Linked DNA regions of Homo sapiens: region 2 is linked to region 1. Evidence: chromatin contacts called from ENCODE Hi-C or POLR2A ChIA-PET data. All regions are on one chromosome and are shown on one strand. Each heading gives the region's core, a stretch centred on a gene start or an enhancer-like site at or near the end of the contact. The rest is flanking DNA. Distances are from core to core; before and after follow the strand shown. Region 1 has its middle 340 kb from the start of NR5A2. Region 2 holds the start of LOC105371682 (a long non-coding RNA gene).

The links. Hi-C counts contacts between places; a loop is a spot of excess contacts on that map. ChIA-PET counts read pairs that join two places held with the same protein, here RNA polymerase II (POLR2A). Pooled maps may share reads with other maps.
Region 2: a map of OCI-LY7 shows a loop between it and region 1 (4-fold over the local background). The contact joins two enhancer-like sites. A Hi-C loop is called at or near these places in 7 of 168 maps with a recorded cell type or tissue (A673, Caco-2, Calu3 and 4 more) and 7 of 50 pooled maps. POLR2A ChIA-PET finds 5 or more read pairs at or near these places in 2 of 52 experiments (OCI-LY7 and WTC11).

The regions. Positions count from the first base shown.
Region 1 is chr1:199,683,810-199,690,648 of GRCh38, forward strand. No RefSeq gene overlaps it. Among named protein-coding and RNA genes, the nearest start is that of NR5A2, 340 kb to the right of the region's middle. Within about 2 kb of position 1,767, at least 3 of the 41 ENCODE cell types and tissues checked have a DNase peak (open chromatin) inside an H3K27ac peak, as active enhancers do.
Region 2 is chr1:199,952,828-199,959,492 of GRCh38, forward strand. It overlaps LOC105371682 (a long non-coding RNA gene), which reads right to left and starts at 6,632. Exons shown (of 3, transcript XR_922404.1): 1 at 6,622-6,632; 2 at 6,428-6,500. Within about 2 kb of position 2,089, at least 2 of the 41 ENCODE cell types and tissues checked have a DNase peak (open chromatin) inside an H3K27ac peak, as active enhancers do.

The DNA.
Region 1 (6,839 bases), core at 517-3,016:
ATGCCCTTTAAAACAATGCTGTATTTTTGCTCGAAATTTTACATACTTTAAGATAAAGAATGGACTGGAAAGTAATTTCTACTAAAGAAAACTTCTATAAGAAAACATACGGTTTTTAAAAATCTATGAGACTGCATTTCAAAGTATCTTTTATTATTGGCAACTAAAAATTACTTTCTCCAATAATGGCAATCTGCAAAACAAACTGCTGTATTTTCACAGTGTCCAATCTGTTGTTTCTCTACAACTAATAACTTCTTGAATAAAAGTGCCCAGACTTTTTCCTAAAATTCAGATTTTGACACTATAATCTACATTATATTTATATAATCATCTGAATTCCAGTACCTTAATTACAATAAAACATGCACTTTTTAAAAAACATTTTGTGCTTAAAATTTCTTATTGACACAATCAACCCTTTTGTCTATTTTTAATAGTAATAATAAAATTTCCCAGTAGGTAAAAGAAACATACAAATTATGTAAAATTTATTCTAATTGTTGATTATCAATATTTGATTCTCAGAATAGTAGCAGTTTTAACACTTTTACTACAATCACAAGTGCTAGTTCATGTCAGAATAAGTAGACTAAACCTTTATCTGTGTATCTCTCAAGCACGTAAGTTAATGTCAAAAAAACAAAGATAAGATATAATACTAAGCATTTCAATTCTGTGTGGATATTTGTATATTACACAAGCTTTTACATGTCAGTGTATTTCAATCCTTTCCAACAAACTAAACAAACTAAATTTTGATATCTGGTCTTTTTTTATTTTTATTTTATTTTTTTTTAACTCCAAGCTACTGTATATTCTTTCAAATCTCTGTAAATATTCTGTATTTCTAGGTTTTTGGTCCTATTATTTTAGCAATATATAATGACATAATTCTGTATTTAAGACAATGATTTCTTCCAATGTGATTTTTTTTCCCCATATGGATAATATTCTGAAGGGCCATAATATAGCATGCCTGCCAGGGCAGGTTGAGGGGAGGAAGGAAGCATGGTTATAAACAGCACCACTGGCATATATCCACTAGGTGTCAGTCATGCAGTTAGCATCAATTTACATTCTTAATCCTGATGGTCATAAACACAAATTCTATTAAAGCTACCCCTGATTCAGTATGAACATACCACAGAGACTCCTAGAATTTTATGCAATGTGGAATAAAGTCTTGTGACTAGAAGAGCTACTGTTTTGCACTAGTGAGGACTTCAGTCATCAATGAAATGCAGGCTTTTCCGAAGTGCCATTGTTAGTTGAGGACAACTGTGTTGGGGGCAGTTGTGATGACTCTAATCAGTTTAGATTGATATGGTATCTAAATGAGAGAATGATAGGGTATCATTTCAGAGAGTTCTCTTGAAAGATTTAGCTTATGGAAACAGGGAAGCACAATGCAGAATATTTCTTATATATTTAACATTTAGAATATTTCAAAGAATACCCCCTCCCCAAATGCTGATTATATTGAGAATAAAATAGTCTTGGGGAAATTGACTTAAGAACACAAGACATCTTGGGTTGTTGCTACCAAAATCAAAAATTAGTTCTATTCTTTCAGACACCTGATGTATTCTTCTCAGTAAAACAATGTGTGAGTTTTATAGGAGAGGTTCTTAAGGATTCTTTTAGAAAAGTGTCATATAAGGTGCTTACTGTTTCTGGGAAGGCAGTATAATGACTGTCTACTCAGTTATCAGATTGTCTCAATCCAGTTCAAAGTGTTAATTGTCACCGTGGACTATGTTTGAACTCCTTGCTGTATGACTAATCCCAAGCATTAGTCACCATAATCCCAAGCATTCCACACAATTTCCAAATAAATATGGGAGGCAAAATAGAAATAAGGTTCATAAAGATCTTTAGGAAAGGCTTGGTTCCTTCAACAGTAAAATTAACGAACCAAATTAAGTGGTCTCAGATTTTCTTTCCAGCTCTGCTGTTTTGTGATTCTATGATGCAACATGTTGTTTTCCTTAAAACAATGGAAACTTTTTATGATGAGTAGTTGTAACATGTTAGTTGTTCTTAAAGATAGAAAAATGTAAATATGTGTTATCAATTACATTACTCCTCAACCCTGATCCCTGCTTTTGTGGTCTAAAAGTTTATCATTTTTCTCCCTTCTCACACCCAGTGCAAGTCAAGGATTTCTCTTCCAGAGTTATCTTTATGTTGCTTCTATTCCCATTTCTCATTTCCAATCCCAACTCATCATCCACTCCCTAGCCCTGCACTCCCACTTAAAACGAGATCGTCTTTGAAGAAATATTAATTTGGAGATTTAGTGAGATCCTACCCTACTTAAAGTCTGCTGCAGATAAAGTCACAGTCAGGCAAGGAACTATAGTTACAGGATGTTTCCAAGGCATGAGGAGCAGCATATAATACTCTCAGTACTTTTGACACCATTGTGATGATGAGATTTCATAACTGAGAATCAGATAAGCATACAATCTATATCATGCTTGTTGAGAAGATCAAAAAAGTGGAACTTGGAATTCTAAGATGTGCAGATACAACACCTGTCCTCAGAGTATCATCCAGTTTCTATGCATCCTTTTTATAAAACCTTGCATTAATTCAGCTTCTCAACAAATATTTATTGGCCAACTCTATGCCAAGCACTGTGCTGAGCCTTGGAAATGAAGCTGTGAAACAGGCAAAGGCTATCTGTTGTCAAAGGATTTAAAGTCTAGTAGAGAATAGTGATGAATTAAAGCACATAAGGTTCTAATGGGAAATAAAAATCACTGGGTTATTCTTACATAATACAGCACTAGTATGGTTACCAGTATAAATAAAACATAATGCTGTACAGAGCAGACATGTAGATTCTCCCAAGCAATGTGTCCTAAATTGCAGGATGATTTCCATGTAAATTGCAGAGCTATAGTTCCAGGGAGTCTTAGATGCATGAACTGAGACAGTTCTAAAGAATCCCTTCATTCAGTTACTACTTTAGAATTCTGGAAGCCTGTATGAACCTAAGAAATACATTGCTCAGAGATCAGATTCTAGCCCACTGTTTTCATTAATTTTATTTTTATTTCCTCAAAAACCTTATCAAAGTGTGATGCCTTTGAAATGAAAAGCTATTCCCTCCTTCCTTTATACTTTTGATGTTAGGCTCCCTCGGAAAGACTTTAAGTAGAAAACCCTTGGAAGGCCTCAAAGCCAATCCTGCTGTCACTTTGCACAACTTATAAAGGACAAACTAGCTAATAGACTACTAGAAAGGAGAAGTTTATTAAACCAAGCAATTAGCTCTTTACTTTAAAGGGATTTGATGAGACTAAATGAAGTAAAATATAAGAGGTAACTTAAGTTTTTTTGAAAGGGAAGACAAAGTGTTCAGGGCTATAGGAATAAAGGTACAAAGATTTAATGAATATTTGTCCGGTGCTTTACACTTTATAAGTGGTTTTCACTTACTTTATTGGCTCCTCACAATAGCTGTTAAATAAGCAGGGCAGATACAGAGCTTTCTGTGGTCCCTGAATATGGGTCATCAAAGTAACAATGAAACACATACCTTGCAAGTTTATATAAACCTCGCTGAGTGGTGAGGGGCGGAATGCTGTTGGGGCTGGCCAGCAAGATCTCACTACAGCACAGCGTTAGCAACCATGCACAGGCTGACAAGAATAAGGAGAGAGGAACTGCTGGGCGAGCATGACTCCCAGAAGACAGATGGAGGGGCTATTAGACACAATTAAGCCAAGTCTCAGAGAGGCTAAAATGAGGTATTTAAGACTGTATAGTCTGATGACACACCACTCATTAGTCACCCAGTTTAGTAACAGTCCTTCTAATATGCCATATTTTCTCTTAAACAGTTGTTAAAGCAAGGGACAGGGTGGTTGGTCTTCCTGGGTTGAAGGCTTACTATATGCAAGATGAATTTGAGGTACTGGGCGTACATTACCTCTGTAGTAAAGGTGTGTGGATATTAACTTTTCTTAAAATTTAAATTATATTTTCAGTGTCCTAAAGAAAAAATTCTACCATCAGCTCTCCTGGAAAGCGAGAAATTGGGTTATAAAGCAAATGTTCTACTCCTTATCCCAATTTACCTTCCATAGTCTTAAAGCCAAAACCTCAGGTACTGGTCATATCCTGGCATGAAAAATAATTAGATTGCACTTACATAAAGGAGGTTATGAACTGAGCCTTTTCAGACTCCAAAATGTTCTAGACAAAAGCAAACAAGCTAAGGATTTGTTCCCTATCAAGAAAATTGTTCATCTATATCCCCTCTCATTTCCTCAATATTTTGACCTTACCCCAGCTGGTTAGCCAGCCCCACAATCCATTTAGACTTTAGAACAGAAATAAAATGCATACATACATACTGTAGCTGTAATTCAATTAATCTTCTCCTTGGGTTTCCTCTGCTCTGTGCCAGGGTCATTTGTAAGGCCATCACTCAGTCCAAACTGTTGCACCTGTGCTGCTATTGAAACACCCCTTCCTCCCTTTCACCCCTCCCTCGCCTCTATCCTCCCAGGCACAGTGCCCTAATCACCTTTTTCCCAGGCACAAAAGCTTTCCTTTGCAAGAAGGAATGTCAGAATTCCCCCAAGCATTGGCAAGGAAATATTTAAATGTAATCAGAGGATCTTCCTTTGTTTTCTTTTTTTTTCCTGGGGAAATTAATCTCTCTAAGGTACTGGATGTATTCTTTTGCTCTTCCGTGAGGCAACATCATCATACAGTGCTGAAGTGGTCACAGCTTGCAAAGGCTAAATATTTTCTTCTCCTTTGCTGCTGACATAGATGATACGTGCCTGGTTTCCTCAAGCATCTCTAATTGAATACTTTGCTTCATTTAAATTGTTTTAAACTTGGCTGTGAGAAATGTGTGTATGTATGTCCCATCCCTCCCCCACGTAGAATATGAATGCAGACTGGCAGCTGTGGCTCCCCTAATAGCTGCCCTCTCCCAGCTGTAGTCCCTTCAACTCTATCAAGCTTGAGAAACTTTCCAGTCCAGTTCTCTCCAGTCATTGCCAGACTTTGAGTTTCATATAGTTCCTAGGAGAAAAGCTAGACTCTGTTATATAGCTTTATAAGTTGGAAGAGCTTTTAAAGTCAAACTAGTCTTACTTAAATCTCTGCTCCACCACTTGCAGCTGTGTGAGCTTAGACAAATTACTTGACCTCTCTGAACTTCAGTTTTATTATTTGTGGTAGGACAAAACCAACTGCATAGGGCTGCTGTGAGCATGAAATGGGATTTTATACATATATATATTCTAGTATAATCCCTGGCACATACTTGTTTTAAGCATTTTTTTTATTTTCTATATTTTATGATGTTCTAATATCTCAGAAAGCTTGCTGGCCAGGGAGAGACTTCACCTCCCAGGAGTAGCCAATTCTTATACAAAACAGGGGTCTCCAGGGAGCACCAACCAATCCCGAGTCTACAGCCTCAACCATTTCCTTGTCTAGCTCTCACACATAAAGCCAATATTTCCACACCCCTGAATAACTCTAGGGAACAGATCTATGCAACTAAAGACCACCTCTATGCCCCAAAGCCCCCTAGAATTATTGAAACTGCCAACCTTAAGCTCTTCGCCCTGCCCTGCCTTGCCTTTCCTGCAGAAACCCCAATAAAGGCTCTAGCCTCAGCTTTCCCCTCGCTCCCACTTCTGCTTCCTGGCACTGGAACCTCCTCCATGGTCCTGAGTTGCATGCCTTGCCTCTCATTTCCTGGGGAGCTGTGAGCAGCAGTGAGCCTTTCTTTTAATGGCATTACCTCTCTGTGTCGTCACACAGTCATACCTCTCTCAGTTACACTGCGGGTATAATTTTAGAACAGTATTTAATGAATGTGAACATCTCCCCTTCCCATATTGTCATTTAACGATTCCTGAGTGTCCATAAGTTGTAATTAGATATAGTGGACACAAACACAGAGAATTTCACTCCATTGCTATCAAACCAACAAGATGTAGACAGACCTGAAGGCTTGTTAGGTAAAGCTCTGCGGCAGTGGTTCTCAGGCTTTAGCTGGCATCAGAGTCACCAGGAGAGTTGTGAAAACCCGGATTACTGGACCCAACATCCAGTTTCTGATTCAGGAGGTCTGCGTTGGCCTTCCAGAATTTGGATTTGTAAGAAGTTCCCAGGTGCTATTGCTACTGGCTCAGGGACCATATTTTGAGAACCATAGCTTTAGAGGATGTGAAAATGAGCAGTTTGGGGAAAATAACTGGCGTGATAGGATAAACAAATATCTCAAGTTGAATAGAATCAAAGTTTTGGAGTTTGGGGGAAACATCAACAAAGGAGATCCCTGCTTCACAAAAGGTGCCTAGATTACTTAGGCAGAGTTCCCAGAGTAAAACACGCTCTCAGTCTCAGAGAAAGAGCCACTCGGAGAATTTTCTGTTGTTTGTTTTGTTTCTGGATTTTTTTAGATGTCCATTGTTTATTTCCCTTTCCCTACATTTTTTGGCTAGCAGGGTCAATATGAAAGCTTATCATTTATCCAGCAGAAGTAAAGTGCTCTATAGTCTGCTTTGGTGATAAACGGAGGCCAGCGATGACTTAAATTATCTACTAACATTGTAGTGCGGCCACAATGAGTGGCGTGAGGAGGCCTCATCAGGCCATGCAGCTGACCAGCCTGTTGGGGAGAGAGCCCCACAGCAACTTGCACTGACACCCTGGAAAGCAGTTCTGGGGGCGTTAGCACTGACTCATTGAATCTTCACTAGAATTCTTTGAGGTAAGTATTTCAATCTCCCCTCTACTAGAAGTAGAAAACTAAAGCTCAGGGAGGCATTCAGCCATTTCCCCCAATTATTAAA
Region 2 (6,665 bases), core at 839-3,338, 270 kb after region 1:
TTAAGAAATAAAAATTGAAAGTAAATTTAAATATCAAAATGATACAATGTTTGTAAAGTGCTTAGTTCAGTACCTGACACAAATATTCATTTCCTTTCTTTTCTGCTTTATTCAAGTAATACTAAAGGCTAAGGCTATTGGAAGATTATGTGGGTTGGGCAAGGCAGCTCACACTTGTAATCCCAGCACTTTGGGAGTCCAAGGTGGGAGGATCACTTGAGGCCAGGAGTTTGAGACCAGCCTGGGCAACATAAGTGATACCCTGCCTCTAAAAAAAAAAGAAAAAGAAAAGAAATGAAAGGTTATGTGCAATTGATGTTGGGTGTTCTGCTTTATCAGTATTTGTTTTAATCAAATAAATCAAATACATTCTACGTTCAGTTACTTCCAATCTATGTCACCTCTTCCATGTTCTTTTAGTACTTATACACGTCTATTATAATAGTATGATTCAATTAATATACAGATAATAGGCAACCAAATATTTTACAAAATACTATTCAGTAGTTTTGGTTATAGTATCTTGTAGAAAGATATTCAGGATACAATTAAACATATACACACATTATAGGTGAGAAAATAGATGCATGAAGAATGTAACTTGTTTAAGGTCAAGAATATAACCAAAAGGAGTAGCAAATAATGTCTTTTCTTTCTAAAAGTTTGCCATAGCTGAAACACAACAGGAATCAGCATGCTACTTGACATTATAAATGCATTCCATCAGGTGCCCAGGCATATGAAAATTAGGTGTTCCTGCTTTATTCATAAGTTAGACATCAACTAACATTACTCTGCAGCAAATTCCTCTACACAAGGAAATCTATCTAAATCCTTCCAAAATGTCCTAATAAGAAAATAAAATAAGTAGAATTAAAGCTGTACTAGGCTAGGGCACATTTATATTACTGACAACTATAGATTATTCAGTAATACCTCTCAGTGCACCAGTAAGCAGAGAGCATGGAGAGCTAATAAAAGTAATGAAGTCTTCGTAGTACGTGAACTCACTGCTATTAAATCTCTTCTGAGAAATAGGATGAGCCTGCCAAGTTTGTTGGGAGGAAGGCTGAATGTGTAGGCTGTTGAAGTGAAAATAAGTAGAGCCATACGGCAATGGTGGCTGAGAGAGATAATGGCATTAATGCCCAGAAACTGAGTGCTTTACCTAGCCTTCAACTTTATTAGGAAGCAACGATGACATAAAACTGGATAGGGTTTATCACGTTTGTACTTGTCAGCTAAATCTACAGATAAAAATTATAGTTTTATAATAATCCAAAGCTTGAGTGTACCATGTGGCTATCAATATTGAGGAGCCAATAGAGGTATAGCTACATAACATAAACGTTATATTTTTCATGTGATGGCTGACCATCATTTGCCATGACTGTTTAAGGAGAGGAAAGCCCATTGAAGCATCCTAGTTACTCAGAATCCCTGAAAGGCCATGATGATGTTGAGGTCTATAGAAAGTGCTACTCAAGCCGGGCGCGGTGGCTCACGCCTGTAATCCCAGCACTTTGGGAGGCCAAGGTGAGTGGATCACAAGGTCAGGAGTTTGAGACCAGCCTGGCCAATACAGTGAAACCCCGCCTCTACCAAAAATATAAAAAATATCTGCGCATGGTGACGTGCGCCTGTAGTCCCAGCTACTCAGAAAGCTGAGGCAGAAGAATCGCTTGAACCCGGGAGGCAGAGGTTGCAGTGAGCCGAGATCACGCCACTGCACTCCACCCTGGACGACAAAGCGAGACACCATCTCAAAAAGAAAAAAAAAAAAAGTGCAACTCAAGTTGTGGGTCAGTCAAGGATTAAGCAGACAACGCAGCATGCCGGTACAGTATCCTGAGGTAGTAACAGTGTGGCACATCTACCACCTCTAGCACTAAAGGGTCAAGGGAAGGGAAATGTTACTGGAATCCAGAGAGAGAAAAGACTGTGCAGAAAAGATCACGCTACAGGAACTGTAACCTTCAGAAGAGAGACAAAGTCTGCTGCAGCTACTCTACAGGGAGGGAGATGGAGGAGTAAGGCCCCAACCCCTCTTCCCTCTGCTCTCCAGCAGGGGCCGCCCATTGACTGAACCCAACCAAAAGCCAGGGGACAGGGGAGTCCTGGGAAGTGGTCTCGGGGGCACTGAGCAGGCTGGATGGAGTAGGAAGGATAAAGATCTGAAGGGGTAAATGGAAGATAGCCCTACTGTCTCCCTAGTTTTGCCTAAGTAATTATTTTATTAATAATTCCCTATATTATTTGCTTGGTTTTCTCTCCAGGAGGAACAGTTCCAACATAAGAGTGGGTGAAGCACATTAAACCCCAATAATCAACTTCCTTAAGCATTTCCAAGTAACATAATCTCCTACTTCCCTACAAAAAAAAAAATCAAAAATTCTCACTTAAATCCCAGGAGATGTTTATTTTCATCCTACAAAGAATGTCTGTTGTTGAGTGATGACGTTTCTTTAAAGAGAATAATTAAAGCTCTCTGTTTTTTTTTTTCCTTTTACAAATCAGGTGAGCAATGTACTCACTCTGAACAATGACAGTGTTTTGGCTGCTTGTGAACCCTGGAAATATTGATCAGTTAAAAATATTCGGACTTGCATCTCTTGAATTTGCTTACTGCAGCCCTTCTTCCTGGTGGGCCGGGAAAGCACCAGCAATTTTGTTATCATGATAAATTACCCTCCCTGGTAGGTCACTCTTTTTTACCTAAAGTCACAATTTGCTCCTTCCGTTAGGTCATAACCTGATTTTTTTCAGGGTGACAGATTTATTGCTTGCTTTGTGCTCCAAAAAAAAAATCACCAACATTGCTCAAAATATAGTCCTGTCACAGTAACTTTGTATATTTCCCAATGGGAATGAGACTCAGCATGTATATTCCAGTTTGAACATGGTAGAGTGGGCATTCCCACGTTTCTCTGGATTGAAGCTGGGAGGACAGTACTTAGGTTTAAGTCACACTGCCAGTGTAAGGAATTGATAAGCAAGTATTAATATTTGTTGACAGAGTCTTAGGGGATCTTTTCTTCTTTTTAGGAAACTCAAAAAGCCAACCAAACAGCTATTCTGATCTCCAAAGCAAGCCTTTCTCATGGCTGGGATATTTTCCTTGGCCATTACGGAAGTGTAAATCCCCCGTAAATGTCCCTAAACTTGAGAATGAAGCTGTGATGCCTTCGTGGTTCAGTAAGATCATGTAGCAGAGCTCTCACAGTGTAATGTGGACTAAAGTTATGAACAACAAACAATTCCAGGCCTGGTCCATAAAAAGAAACCTACACTCGGCCCTCCATGCTTCCTTCATCAACCTGCCTGCTGAGGGTGCTGCAAGTCTCCAACCCGCACCCAGTCCCACTCCTGCACCGCACACTTTCAAATGCAGTTCTTCCAAAGAAAGTCCCAGCTCTGTCCACACTGGGGCCCCTAATCTCAGCTGAGTCTTTAACACAGGCCAGCATTCTAAGGTCTATTCCTAGTCAGCTGACCACTCCTTCTTTAACCTAAATTCATCCTCCTCCCCAGACAACTAATCCTCTCCTGATCTCAGTCAACAGCACCACAATCATCAGAAAAATCCTTTAGACGCTTCCCCCTCCCTGACTCATCCACCTGAAAAGTTACATCTCCTAAATATGCCCCAGATCCTTCAGGGTGTGGTGTGATCCAAAAGTGGAATACCATTCAATGGTTTTAAAAAACACTAACAATAAATGAGTAAAAAATAGCTGCATGTTTCATTATAGATAAACCTCAATAACATAATATTGAATGAGAAAAGTCACAAATAAATATATATTGTATGGCCGGGCACAGTGGCTCATGCCTGTAATCCCAGCACTTTGGGAGGCCGAAGCAGGCGGATCACCTAAGGTCAGGAGTTTGAGACCGGCCTGGCCAACATGGTGAAACCCGATCTCTACTAAAAATACAAAAATTAGACGGGTTTGGTGGCAGGTGCCTGTAATCCCAGCTACTTGGGAGGCTGAGGCAGGAGAATCGCTTGAACCTGGGAGATGGAAGTTGCAGTGAGCTGAGATCACTCCAGCCTGGGCAACAGAGCCAGACTCTGTCTTTAAAAAAAAAAAAAAAAAAAAACACGCATATGGTATGATTCTGCTTATATATAGTGTGAAAACAGGCAAAATAAAGCAGTATTTCACCTGTCATGAATGGCATTCTATGGCAGGTTGTATGACAAGGCCAAATATAGGTGGCCATTGTCTATATGTTAGGGACTGAATGTTTGTGTCCTCCAAAAATTCGTACGTTGAAACCTAATTCCCAATGTGATGGTGTTTGGACAAGGTGGAGCCTTTAGAAGGTGATCAGGTCATGAGGGTGGAGCCCTCATGAATGGGATTAGTGCCCTTAAAAGAAGTGGCCAGCAAGCTTACTTTCTTTCTGACAGATGACAATTTAATGAGAAGACAGCAGTCTACAACCAACCATGCTGACATCCTGATCTGGGACTTCCAGGCTCCAGAGTGTGAGAAATAAATTTCCATTGTTTATAAGACATCCAGTTTATGGAACTTTGTTATAGCAGTTCCAAATGACTGAGAAAATACTCCTTCTTCTCTATATTATTACTGGTTTCTCAAAAATAGAACCTACCTAGTTGCAGTGAGCCGAGATCGCACCGCCACACTCCAGCCTGGGAGACAGAGCAAGACTCTGTCTAGGGAAAAAAAAAAATTGAAACTACCTAGATGGTTGACACTAGTATCTACACAGGTAGATGAATGGAACACAGAAAACCTCGTCAAACTCCTTTATTTGATGCCATAAAAACTAAAAACCTCTCCAAAGTTATTACTTTACTTTCAAAATGAATTAAATTTAATATTATGGTAGGTATACATAACTCAAGGGATTAGTATTCTCAGGCTCATTCTAGAGCATGCTTTCTGCATCATCTTTGTAAGCATTTATTAAACTCCTACTGTGTGTCAGGCACTGTGCTAGCTCTAATAATACAAATATAACAGAACCAAAAAACTTTCTATTTTCAGGGGATTCACTGCCCACTGGAAAGGGGACAAGGAAAGGACAACAAACATTTAAAAATTAGAAGACCAAGAAGAAAATGCTATACTATAAGTGTCTAATAATGGAAGTGCTATAATAGAGTTTCTGTGAGAAAAGAAACAAGCAGGCCAAAAAAAAAAGCACTTAATTCTTCCCGGAAGTAAATCTGGGAAGGCTTCACTGTAAGGATTAGTTTTGTTTCGTTTCTGTTTGGGGTTTCTTTTTGTTTCTTTTGCAGATGCATACGAGTTCACAGGTAGGAAGAAGTGGAGGGATACTTTCCAGAAGCATGCAAAGCAAAACCAGCATAACACATTTGGGAAATGAAAAGATAGGAGAATCTGGCTGGGTGCAGTGGCTCACACCTGTAATCCCAGCATTCTGGGAGGCCGAGGCGGGCAGGTTGCTTGAGGCCAGGAGTTTGAGACTAGCCTGGGCAACGTGGCAAAACCTCATCTCTACCACAAAAATACAAAAAATTAGCTGGGCATGGTGGCACACGCCTGTAATCCCAGCTACTCGAGAGGCTAAGGTAGAAGATCGCTTGAACCCAGGAGGCAAAGGTTGCAGTGAGCAGAGATCCCACCACTACACTCTAGCCTGGGTGACAGAGCGAGACCCTGTGACACAAAAAAGAAAGAAAATATAGGAGAATGAGGCCAGTCATGGTGACTCATACCTGTAATCCCAGCACTTTGGAAGGCTGAGGCAGGCGGATCACTTGAGGCCAGGAGTTCGACACCAGCCTGGCCAACATGGAGAATTCTTGTCTCTACTAAAAATACAGAAATTAGCTGGGCATGGTGGCAGGTGCCTGTAATCCCAGATACTCAGGAGGCTGAAGCACAGGAATCGTTTGAACCGGGGAGGCAGAGATTGAAGTGAGCTGAGATCGCACCCCTGCACTCCAGCCTGGGCGACTGTCTCAAAAAAAAAAAAAAAAAAAAAAAAAAGAAAAGAAAAAGAAAGAAAGTAAAAGAAAATATTTAGGAGAATGAAATCAGAATACGAAGGGTATAATATGACATGTCCTTTGATATTGCAGACCATTGGTCTGCTAACTACAACCAGTTTTATAAATAAAGCTTTACTAGAACACAGCCATGCCATTCGTTTACATATTGCCTATGGCTGCTTTCACACTACAGTGACACAGCTGAGTAGTTACAGTAGAGACCCTTGACCACAAAGCCCAGAGTATTTACCATCTGGTCCTTTACAGAAAAAGTTTGCCAACCCTTGAAATAATGCAGAACAACATAATGGCTGTAAGAGAGAGCACAAAGGCATAAATCCCTGTTCGCCCTGTTTTCCCTACACTATGCCATTCATTCATGGCGTCAAACATATGGTACATATTGGGCAACTTCTATCCATTAAAAAAGATTACCTAATTTCTGTAGAAAAATATGGTTTCTTCATAAGAGTTGCTTGAGATTTTCAAGGATCTTTCCATGTAAGTCCTGAATGATAAACACAAGGGTTTCTGTTTGTTTATTTAAAGTACAGGCAGAAGTCTCCCTATGTTACCCAGGCTGATAGGCATCAGCCACCACACCCAACCCACAAGTTGGTCTTAATTACCTTTATTCTTGTTTTCTTTTTTCTTTCTTTTTTTTTTTTGTGAT